Regions from separate parts of the Homo sapiens genome. Here regions 1, 3 and 4 are each linked to region 2. Evidence: chromatin contacts called from ENCODE Hi-C or POLR2A ChIA-PET data. All regions are on one chromosome and are shown on one strand. Each heading gives the region's core, a stretch centred on a gene start or an enhancer-like site at or near the end of the contact. The rest is flanking DNA. Distances are from core to core; before and after follow the strand shown. Region 1 has its middle 35 kb from the start of PIM1. Region 2 holds the start of PPP1R10 (protein phosphatase 1 regulatory subunit 10). Region 3 holds the start of SRSF3 (serine and arginine rich splicing factor 3). Region 4 holds the start of C6orf89 (chromosome 6 open reading frame 89).

Region 1 (2,700 bases), core at 30-2,529, 6.5 Mb after region 2:
TGAACTCCTGACCTCAAGTGATCCACCCACCTCATCCTCCCAAAGTGCTGGGACTACAGGCGTGAGCCACCACTCCCAACCTATTTTATTTTATTTTATTTATTTTTGTGGGGCTGGGCTTGGTGGCTCATGCCTGTAATCCCAGCACTTTGGGAGGCCAAGGCAGGCAGATGGTTTGAGTTCAGGAGTTCGAGACCAGCCTGGCCAACATGGCAAAACCCTGTCTCTACAAAAATAGAAAAATTAGCCAGGCATGGTGTGGCGCATCTATAGTCCCAGCTACTGAATCTGAGGAGAGAACATGGCTTCACCCTAGGAGGTTGAGGCTACATGAGCTGAGACTGTGCCACTGCACTCCAGCTTGGATGACAGAGCCATATCCTGTCTCAAAAAAACCCAAACCCAAAAAACCCACATTATTTATTTTTATTTTTTCGAGACAGGGCCTCACTCTGTCACCCAGGCTGGAGTGCAGTGGCAGGATCCCGGCTCACTGCAGCCTCGACCTTCCCCAGCTCAAGCAATCATTCTGTCTTGGCCTCCCAAAGTGCTGGGATTACAGGCGTGAGCCATAGTGGCCGGCCAGGCATTAACATTTTAATGACTAGATCTAGAGGTTTGATATAAATATACCTCCTCCTGTAAACATTTGTTGAGCCTATTCCCAATTGCCAGGCACGAGGCCAGGCTCTTCCACTGCCTCACAAGCACCCTGGTCCCGTCCTTGAGTCATCAGCTTCCCAGATGCTTCATATGGGAACCTTGGAGAATCGCGGTGTGCGACTCTCCTCACCCCATTCCTCTCAAATCCAGGCAATGACCAAGTGTCCTGAGATTCATCTTCTGTCTCCCATTCACGCTTCACTTCCATTTCCACAGGGCACCCCCCTCAGCCCTTCCTTGGGTCACTTGTGTCACTGCAATAGCTCATTGACAGAGGCCCCTGCCTCCAGCCTTACCTCCTTCTAATCTATCCCCCTTCATCACGTTATCCCCCAACTCCAAATCCTTCAAGAGTTTCCCAAGTTTCCTTCAAGATCCTCCGTAATCCTGCCCAGACTCTCCGTGGTGGGATGTATTTTATAGAGACCTGCCTGATCCTTGACAGGGGTTTCAGTGAGGGAAGGAGGTGAGGGTCCCAGGGTGCCAGCCTGAGCGGAGGGGTGTGGACACAGGAGGGCCTGGTGCAATGTGGCTGGGGCGAAAATCTGAATCATAGTCAGTGAGGGCAGCCAAATTCCTATCTGGGAAATCAGGGCAGTCTGAAGGGTGAGGCCAAGCTGTAAACAGAATGAGTAATGAGGTCAGAAGCTGGTGGGGACCAGAATCACGTCTAGATGCAGTTCAAGGAAACGGAAATGGTACAAGGCTGAGGCTGTGAATTGAATTATAAGAAGGTATTGAAGTAACCCAAACATGCTGCTCTATGCAGGGATGGGGGTGGGAGGAACAGCCCGAGAAATCTCCCGTTCCTCTCGCTCCCTAAAAGGGTACCAAATACATGCTCTTTGCTTTTTCATGTGTGTGTAAAGGCCCTGTCTCCCCTGCCGCCTACAGTTTCATACCCCTCATATGCCTCCTAGCAATGCCAAGTGATTTGTTCAAAGTTGCATGCAGGCAGATGTGGAAACAGGGCTATATCCCTCCAGCCAACTGGGGATATGCTAGGGCAGTGAGCTGAAACTCAGGTTCATAGGTTGGCAAATTACATCTCAGATTCTTCATCTGTAAAATGAGGATAATAACAACATACTTCATAATAGTGTTATATTACAATAACACCACTATGAGGATTAGCCAAGCAAATATTTCTAAAATACTTAGAACAGTGCTTGGTACCTCGTATATGTTGTATAAGTGTTCGTTAAATAAAAATAAGGTACTCAGCTGGTAGGTAGGGCCAGTACTGAAAGTCAGTTCTAATTTTAACATTTGAGTCCTTAGCTCTTCCAAAACTAAGGTCAACAGCAGGCTACGGTGGACTAGGCTGACTACAGGACTTTCAAAAATTAATTTTCCCAGCCAGGCATGGTGGCTCACGCCTGTAATCCCAGCACTTTGGGAGGCTGAGGCGGGCGGATCTTGAGGTCAGGAGATCGAGACCATCCTGGCCAACATGGTGAAACCCCGTCTCTACTAAAAATACAAAAATCAGTTGGGCGTGATGGTGAGTGCATATAATCCCAGCTACTTGGGAGGCTGAGGCAGGAGAATCACTTGAACCAGGGAGCTGGAGGTTGCAGTGAGCAGAGATTGTGCCACTGCACTCCAGACTGGCGACAGAGCGAGACTCCGTCTCAAAAATAATAATTTTCCACTGTGTGCGATGGCTCACGCCTGTAATCCCAGCACTTTGGGAGGCCAAGGTGGGTGGATCACTTGAATCTGGGACTTTAAGACCAGCCTGGGCAACATGGCAAAACCTCGTCTCTACAAAAAATACCTGCCCCCCCGCAAAAAAAAAAAAAAAAAAAAAAAAAATTAACCAGGCATGGTGGTGCGCACCTATAGTACCAGCCACTCAGGAGGCTGAGGTGGGAGGATTGCTTGAACCCGGAAGGTCAAGGTGAGCTGTAATCTCACCACTGCACTCTAGCCTGAGCGACAGAGCAAAACCCTATCTCAAAAAAAAATATTAATTTTCATTTCAACTTAGAAAAACATGCTGTTGACTTATTTCACTGGGGCACACAGGAAATA
Region 2 (2,700 bases), core at 91-2,590:
TTACATTAAAATTGAGAGGATTTAACAGTCATTTAAAAAGTTATAGCGAGCTATTACTTCTCTCTGCCCATCTCCTTACCCTGCAATCTTTATGTACAGATTGCTTATTAATCTGGCAAATTGAAAGGCACCCTGCTTGTCTCACACACAAAGAAGTGGTACTTCTGGGCCACAAGATCCACCATCTCTTGTATGTGAGCTCATTAACCCTTTTGAAGACTGCTGCTAACCAGAGGAAGGTAACCATTCCTCCTTATATAAACACATATGGCTTTGGCAGTCTGGAAATTGGCTGGATTACCAAGGGTTAACCATCAAAATCCTCACTTGCTGGCCCTCCCTCCACCCTCTCTTTGCCTGCAGCAAGGCAGGGAAGAGATAGGTGGTAGGGGAGAGAGAACAAGACTGTTTAGACCCACAGGCCCTTTTTAATGGAGATTAAGTGACCAGATTGGTCCTTCTCCAGTTCTCTATTTGTTCTATGGTCTCATTTCTTCCTCTCATTATTTTTGGTTTCACAACGGGAAACGTTGATTTCTTGTTGCAAGGCTGGTTTTTGAAAATTCGACACTTACTATCCAATTTTTTTGCGACGTCAGCACCTCGGGCTCAGGGGGGAGGGGGTAAAATTTTGGAGGAAAAAAAATAAAACAACCAACCAGGACCCAAAACTCAATTATTTAGGGGGCCTCATTGGATCAAAAAGTCTTTTAAAAAATAAAGGCCAACTCAGTATTCATTTCCCCCCCACCCAACTCCATTTAGGGAGGGGGGTCGCAGAAAAAAGTTCTGAGTGGATTCAAAAAAGTAAACGCTGGATGAGTGAATTTGGGTGGTTTGGGAAGGGAGGGTGGTTGATTATTTTTGAAGTTATGTAGTGACGGTCCTTCGGCCACAGATTTCAAGTCCCAAGCAGCGTGGGCTGGTGGGGTGGGCAAGATAGGTGGGAAGGGGCAGAAGACACAAGTGGTTGGGCTGGTGGCTGCTGTTTTCCCTTTCCCCCCTCTCTCAGGATCCTTTCAAGGGCTTAGATGTTGCTGCGGCTTGTTTCTGTTTTCCTCGTGGCCGGCCTGTCTTTCTCCGAGAAAATTCAAACCTGGGATAAAAGGAACACAAGGGAGAAAGATGTAATCAGTACGGGTTGCTTCAAAACACTCACAAATGCCATCTTTGTTGTCCCCAAACAAACCTGTGTCCCATCCTGATCGCAACCGCTTTAAGCCGTGGCTCTCAAATGAACCCATCCATCCCTATCCCGCTTCCCAGATCCAACGCTCTCCGCAAAATTTTACCCACTAGACGACAAAGTAGGCAAACTTACCTCTAAACGAACCCCAGAATGGCGGCCGCCCGCTCGGGTGGAGTCTTTTATACCCGGACGCCGCCCAACGCGCCCAAACGTGCTAGTGAAACGCCCTTGTCGCGAGACATTATACGCGAGGCGTGAACTCATTGGTCAACCCAAATGACAACTCGCCAACTGATTGGCTACTCTCACTTCACCTTTGCTCCGCCCCTTTCCCTGGCACTCTCTTCCGCCTCCTTCCTGCCTCCCTGTCGCGTGCGCGTGACCAGGAGCCTAGCACCTCCCTTTCCTCTGCTTCCGCCACTTCCGCCCTGGAGAACATTTCTCACCCAGGATTGGTAGAAACCTAAGAGCGCATGCGCACTGAGAGGATACCGCTAAAAATCGCCTTCAAAATTGCTTAAAAGGCAAACTTTAACAATGCGATCTAAGAGTCGTAGTGACTGGCCAAAAAAAACCGCAATTTTGGGGTCTAATTCGATTGTGACGCAGTTGAAATTAGCTTCTCCCCCATGCCTTCCCTTTCACGCTTCCGTCCTGACGCAAACGTGGGGCCGCCTTCCGCACTGCGGGCTTGTCCTTGGCCCTGCCCTACTCAGTTTCCTGAAGCATGCGCAGTTGCCTTTCCGTCAATTCCTGTCCTGGGCGTACGTCAAGATGGCGGCGTCTGTATTAAACACCGTGCTGAGGCGGCTTCCTATGCTATCTCTCTTCCGAGGTTCTCACAGAGTTCAGGTAACTCTTCGAAAGACATTTTGCACAACCTCAAGTTGGTTATACCTTCTCGAGGTTGTCGCTCCACTGTCAGGAATCCACGAGTGGAGACCTTCCCACGTGTGTCTTAGCTGTCTAGGCAGTACTTCCTGCAACCCCCCCCCCACACCCCGCGCATTTTCTAATCCCGAGCCGAGGACTAAACGCCAGGGTTAGGTATCATCCTTTTTCCAAAATGCCATTTCAGTAAAATAACTTAAGTGATGGAATTGACCCCTGTCCACCCTCAGTCATGCATAACCAGCTTTTTAAAAATTATTTAACTAATTAAGGGGCCATGCTAATCTCTGTATCGTTGCAATTTTAGCATAACATATGTACTCCCCAAGCGAGCGCCACAACCAGCTGTTAACTATGCAAGTGGTGACTAAATCTGTGTTGCTCTGGAATGTCCTTGGGGAAATTAGGGATCCCAATTTCTACCAACCTTGCTATTTCTCAATAAGGTCAGGATATATTCTTACGACCTGAGGACAGTTTCTCAGCTCTCTTTATTAAATCAGTTTCTTATCGGAGTTATGAGAGCTTAACTCCGTCCTTTGAATTGAGGTTTCCCTCCAGTCTTGTGTACTCACCTCTCTGGAGGTTCTTGGTGGGGCACGGTGAGATAGGAAGGCTTG
Region 3 (2,700 bases), core at 134-2,633, 6.0 Mb after region 2:
GTTCGAGACCAGCCTGACCAGCATGGTGAAACCCCGTCTCTATTAAAAATACAAAAATTAGCCGGGTGTGGTGGCAGGTGCCTGTAATCCCAGCTACTCGGGAAGCTGAGGTAGGCGAATCGCTTGAACCCGGGAGGCGGAGTTTGCAGTGAGCCGAGGTCGCGCCATTGCACTCCAGCCTGGGCAACAGAACGAGACTCCATCTCAAGAAAAAAAAAAAAAGAAAAAAGAAAAAAAAAAACATAATAATTGGCATATCTTTCAGCTAAGAGGGAATAAATAAAAAGACAGGTTCTTTTTCTCTCTTTTTTTTTTTGTGCAGTGGTAGGATCTCAGCTCACGGCAACCTCCGCCTCCTGGGTTCAAGCGATTCTCCTGCTCTCAGCCTCCCAAGTAGCTGGGATTACAGGCGCCTGCCACCATGCCCGGCCATTTGTATTTTTAATAGAGACGGGATTTCACCATGTTGGCCAGGCTGGTCTTGAACTCCTGACCTCAAGTGATCCGCCTGCCTCGGCCTCCCAAAGTGCTGGGATTACAGGCATGAGCCACCGCGCCCGGCCCTTGGTGATTTTTCTAACCCAATCACAGTCTCTCTCCCCTTAATTACTCTTGCGGCTCTGTCTTCGTAAGGGAAGTGGCCCGGACAAAATACATGCCAGGCAGTGCAACGGCTGCTAGGAGAAAGGCTCGAGATACCCCTCCTGGCATTTGCTTGGGGGCCAGAATTTACATTCAATCTTCTTCAGAAACTTCCCTTTCCGGGTGTTTGCTAAAGGTGATAGTTTCCAGGTCACCTGACCGGTCTCCTTTGCTGTCGGCGCCAAGTCCTGCAAGTTTGCTTGAGAGACGAGAAACCAGCAAGAGTTGGGCAAACTTTCCAAACCAGGCTTTTCCTTCAGTGTGGAATCTAGGCGGCCACAGTCTGGTGCCAGCTGGGTCACAAACAGCTCCGTGACCTGTTTGTAAACGCGATGCTCTTAGTTCCAGACTAACCGCTCACAAGGGTGAAGCACTTAATTAATTCATCTCTTAATCTTGTTAGGGGCCAACGGCTCCTATTAGTGTTTGAGCGTGACGGCGACGGTGCTGTTTATGAAGCCCTAGCCTATTTGGAGGTGAGGAAGAGGAGTCTGTGGGTAACCTGGAGGTCGACAGACCGGGAGGAACGCTCGAGGGAGCACCAGGCCTGTTACAACGAGCGCGCGCCGACGCACGTCTCCACCCACCCGGCGCAACCGCCAGAGCGCGCTCCCAGCAACCGCGGCTCTCGCTGCGTTTGTAGCCATACGTCACGGCCTCTTCTGCTTCTCATTGGGGGAGCCCGTCCAATCATGTGATTCCAGTATGGCGTATAAATAAAGGCGAGGAGAAGGCGGTGGTCCGCCATTTCGTGGACGCCGGGTGAGTGAGAGAGTTGGTTGGTGTTGGGCCGGAGGAAAGCGGGAAGACTCATCGGAGCGTGTGGATTTGAGCCGCCGCATTTTTTAACCCTAGATCTCGGTAAGAGACCAGCGAAAGAGGGAATGAGGTGGAAATGGAATTTAACAGTACCAAGGAGCCAGGCCCAATGGCGGCGCCAGATTGAGACAAAGAGGCGCCGCCGCCATTTTGTGACGTTCAGCACGGGGCGGTGGCGGGGGCTCCCGGCCCATCGGAGGGTTTCCTAGTCTTGGAGTGGAAGTCTTTATATTCCTCATTGGGGCATGAGCCAGGATGGGGGTTACCTGGGAGTTGGGAACCACAAAGGGGAGCCGATAGCCGAGTTGTATTCCAGGTCACGGCCTTTTTATTTTTATGGCGCCTTTTTTTTTTTTGGCCCCTCATTTAATTGGGAAGCTTCTCAGAATGTTTTTGTAAAGTCACTAACCAAGACCGGACCTTTCAGTTCATATTAAATGGCCCCCGTAGTCACCTTACTTTCATGTAGTTTCAGATTTTGCAGCCTGAATCTAATCACCTTTTTCTAAGACCGAAAGATCTTCCTTGAACTTAAGATTCGTTCTTTCATCGCTTCCCATTAAAATGGAGGCTTAAGACAGGTGCCAGCAGTGTTTTTAAAAATTTTCACCAGTGGTTTGGTCTTAGAACTTACTCCTGGGCACAGGGTGTGGTCACGGCAAATAGGATGTGTCTGGACTGGATATTTTAATTAGACAAGCCCAGAGTAAGAAGAACGTGGTGTTTATGGAAAGCACTTCAGCTGAATTATTGAGTAGATGGTTTTTATGTAATTGAAACTGGTCTACAAGTTTATCAGATTCATCGTCGAAGTGACTCAGTAATAAAGCTTTATCAAATACAAGTCCGCCAAGGAAGAACAAAAAAATAAGTCCCCAAAGTGCAGTAAATTTTTTAGTAGCAAATATCTCTTTGTAATTTTTTATTAAAGTGAAATTATCTTTAAGTGGTATTTAGTATATTCAGTGTTGTGTAATCATCACTTACACGTAGTTCCAAAACATTTCCGTCACCTCCCCCCGCAGGAGACTACTACCCATTGAGCACTTACTCCCAGATTCCCTGTCCCCCTTCCTCTAGTCCCTAGCAACCACTAATCTTCCTGTCTCTCTGAACTTAGCTATTTTAGATATTTAGTATTTATGGAATCGTGTACTTTTATGTCTGGCTTCTTTAACTTAGCGTAATGTTTTCAAGATTTTCCAACGTTGGAGGATTTGTCAGTACATCATTCTGAAT
Region 4 (2,700 bases), core at 8-2,507, 6.3 Mb after region 2:
TGAGGAATTTTTTTTTAAACAAAATCATGGGAGGCCATTATTTTGGACTGAGCTCATGCACTAGGCACCAACAAACCAAACCAAACTAAAATGGAGTCACTCATGCTAAATGTGACATAATCAAACCAAGGCTTTAAAAAAACACAAAATGCTAGAACAGACCAGGTTTTTTCTCCTGTAAACAGATGTTTCAGAATAAGGAGGTATCCTCTACTCAGCCCTTATTCTCTTCCTGCAAAACCCACTGTTCTACTGTTTCCTAGTGAGTTTCAAAACCATACAGGTACACTTATGACAGCGATAATAACATCAATGACCAAGGTTTTGGTCAATCTCTCAAAATTGAGAAAATGACCAAAACGGGGGAATTGTTAAGGCAAACTAAATATGGCCTGAGAAGGACTCTGTCCTTCTATATTTGAGTCCTTGTGGATGAACTGTAACATAGCTTAATAGTCAAACAAAATTGAAAACCTAACTTAATAGTATACACCTGTAACAATAACTGAGTGGTGGCCAATCCCAGCGGCCATACTTCAACCACTCACAGCCTGCTGAATGTTCAATCTGCGTTCAAATCAGGCAAACACCGAGCTGTAACCAACCTCACTGTTTCTGTACCTTACTTCCGATTCCTGTGCCTCACTTTGCCTTTTTTATCTATAAATTTGTTCTGACCATGAGGCACCCTGGGAGTCTGTGAATCTGCTGTGATTCTGGGGGTTGCCTGATTCGTGAATCTTCCATTGCTCAATTAAACTCCTTTATACTTAATTCGGCTTAAGTTTTTCTTTTATCAACAGAGTAAGCTCTCACTAATGAGTGGGCTGAGTGAAAACTGGAGGGATTTGTTCGTCTTTCTCAAGAGTAGTAGCTTCCAGAAGGAAGGGGCTGCTCTTCATTTACATTTCCCTTCCACTCCCATCCCTTAATGCCTAACATGCTGCCTGGCACATAGTAGGGGACTCAGTAAATGCTTGTTCTATGGATCAGTTCAGCTATGAAGTCTGTGTGAGCCAGTCCAGGTAAATTAGGAAGACAAGGATTTAGGACTGGGGCGAAAAGAGCCAGAACGGAAGAAGGACGCCAGGGGGAGCAAGAACCTACACTCTCCAGATATCGCGAGAGGTCCCGCGCTCGCCACGACACTGAGTGTTCTGTTTTGGGCGGAAGCGCTGGACGAGAGGAGGAATTACTCTAGGGTACAAGGCCTCGCCCAGGAGTGGGGGGTTGCTTCCGGGTCGCGCTCCCGGAAACAGGAAGTTGCCCATCCTCCTCGCCCGGCGGCAGCTGTCCCCGAGGCGGGAGGAGCCCGAGGGGCGCGAGCCCCGCATGTGAGTGACTGGGGCCCGAGGCTGGGTGGGGGGAGGCCGCCCTGTGACAGCCTCGCCGCGCCCGTCTCTGACATCCTCGCGCAGCCGCTTCTCGCCGCTGCTACCACCCTCTATCCCAGCGCGGATCCCTTTTCTCAGTCTCTCCAGTTTTGTAGACTGACAGCATCCCCTGGCAGCTCCCCCGGGGTCGACTCCCTTAAGACATCTGTCACTTTCTTTGACTCCGCCGGGGAGAGCAAAACGAGGTGGACCTTGCTTGAACTTGGTTCTCAGGCATCACAGCAGTGTCCATAACTTGAGCGTTGCTAATGAAGTCCAGATTTCTGCCCTTTTGACGGAATTTTTAAGAAATTAAGAGTAGATTCCCCACCCCCTTCTGAAAGATCTTTTTCTAATAATCGTTAGGGGGCAATAATTTTTTTTCTTTAAATGTGTACTTGGTATGTGATAAACCTGGCATCTTGGATTTCAGAAAGAAATATGACTTGGTTTCTTGACACAAGTAAAATAGTTGTTTGTAATCACCTCTTAGTAGAAGGAAATTTGCCTGCGTCGTGTTTTGTAGTATTTTAAGACTGTTAACCGTGCAGGCCACACTTTCTAGTCTCAGAGCCCTCATAGCCTTTGTATTCGCAAATATGTTTCTTTTAAAGTATTTAGTCATAAATCACTTTATAATAGAGACTACTTCCAGATACTTAGTATTCTGACTTTTCTGATGGCTCATTTGGTAGTTCCTGTGGTGGGATCTTCTATAGACGTCTCTCCCTTAATAAATTCGTTCATTTGAATTTGGGTTGTCAAAATTTCCCTCTAGGGAATAACATGCCTTTAAAATAATAACTAATAAATTCAATTCTGCTACATTGAAGTTTTGACTAAAGGTTCATGTAGCCCAACTTGCATACCAGAAAGAGGTCCTGTTTCTGTCAGACCTTTTCTGCCTTGGACTGAGGCATTTTTCAAGACCTGCTTTGAATACCTGTTCCTCCACAGCTACTCCACACACCAGAAACAATGTCCAAATGCTAGATTCCTAACCTGCTAACCTTAAACCCTCATCACATTGTTGCTACCTCTGCGTTTTTTTGTTTTTTTTTTTTTGAGACGGAGTCTCACACTGTCGCCCAGGCTGGAGTGCAGTGGCGTGATCTCTGCTCACTGCAAGCTCCGCCTCCCCGGTTCACACCATTCTCCTGCCTCAGGCTCCCGACCTCTGCATTTTTAAAAATGAATAAAATAATAAAACATAAAATGAATAAACCATGAGCCACGAGTTACATTCAATTAGTTCGGAATGATAATTTTAGGTCCTTTCTATAAATTTGTTCAACATTGATCTGATTCCACATCTGAGGTGAATTCC

The links. Hi-C counts contacts between places; a loop is a spot of excess contacts on that map. ChIA-PET counts read pairs that join two places held with the same protein, here RNA polymerase II (POLR2A). Pooled maps may share reads with other maps.
Region 1: a map of sigmoid colon shows a loop between it and region 2 (8-fold over the local background). The contact joins the enhancer-like site here to the promoter of PPP1R10 in region 2. A Hi-C loop is called at or near these places in 1 of 168 maps with a recorded cell type or tissue (sigmoid colon) and 2 of 50 pooled maps. POLR2A ChIA-PET finds 5 or more read pairs at or near these places in 1 of 52 experiments (AG04450).
Region 3: a pooled map shows a loop between it and region 2 (16-fold over the local background). The contact joins the promoter of SRSF3 here to the promoter of PPP1R10 in region 2. A Hi-C loop is called at or near these places in 8 of 50 pooled maps. POLR2A ChIA-PET finds 5 or more read pairs at or near these places in 2 of 52 experiments (AG04450 and B cell).
Region 4: POLR2A ChIA-PET joins it to region 2 with 11 read pairs in Panc1. The contact joins the promoter of C6orf89 here to the promoter of PPP1R10 in region 2. POLR2A ChIA-PET finds 5 or more read pairs at or near these places in 2 of 52 experiments (Panc1 and activated B cell).

Annotation. Positions count from the first base shown.
Region 1 is chr6:37,133,497-37,136,196 of GRCh38, forward strand. No RefSeq gene overlaps it. Among named protein-coding and RNA genes, the nearest start is that of PIM1, 35 kb to the right of the region's middle. Within about 2 kb of position 1,280, at least 24 of the 41 ENCODE cell types and tissues checked have a DNase peak (open chromatin) inside an H3K27ac peak, as active enhancers do; they include sigmoid colon, where a contact is called at or near this core.
Region 2 is chr6:30,615,903-30,618,602 of GRCh38, forward strand. PPP1R10 (protein phosphatase 1 regulatory subunit 10) reads right to left here and starts at 1,341. Exons shown (of 20, transcript NM_002714.4): 1 at 1,322-1,341; 2 at 576-1,096. It overlaps MRPS18B (mitochondrial ribosomal protein S18B), which reads left to right and starts at 1,938. Exons shown (of 7, transcript NM_014046.4): 1 at 1,938-2,041. The coding sequence starts at 1,964. RefSeq lists an enhancer at 1,599-2,167.
Region 3 is chr6:36,592,979-36,595,678 of GRCh38, forward strand. SRSF3 (serine and arginine rich splicing factor 3) reads left to right here and starts at 1,384. Exons shown (of 6, transcript NM_003017.5): 1 at 1,384-1,503. RefSeq lists enhancers at 892-1,051, 1,160-1,841, 1,442-1,671.
Region 4 is chr6:36,884,695-36,887,394 of GRCh38, forward strand. It overlaps C6orf89 (chromosome 6 open reading frame 89), which reads left to right and starts at 1,258. Exons shown (of 9, transcript NM_001286635.2): 1 at 1,258-1,334. RefSeq lists an enhancer at 1,018-1,097 and a silencer at 1,318-1,497.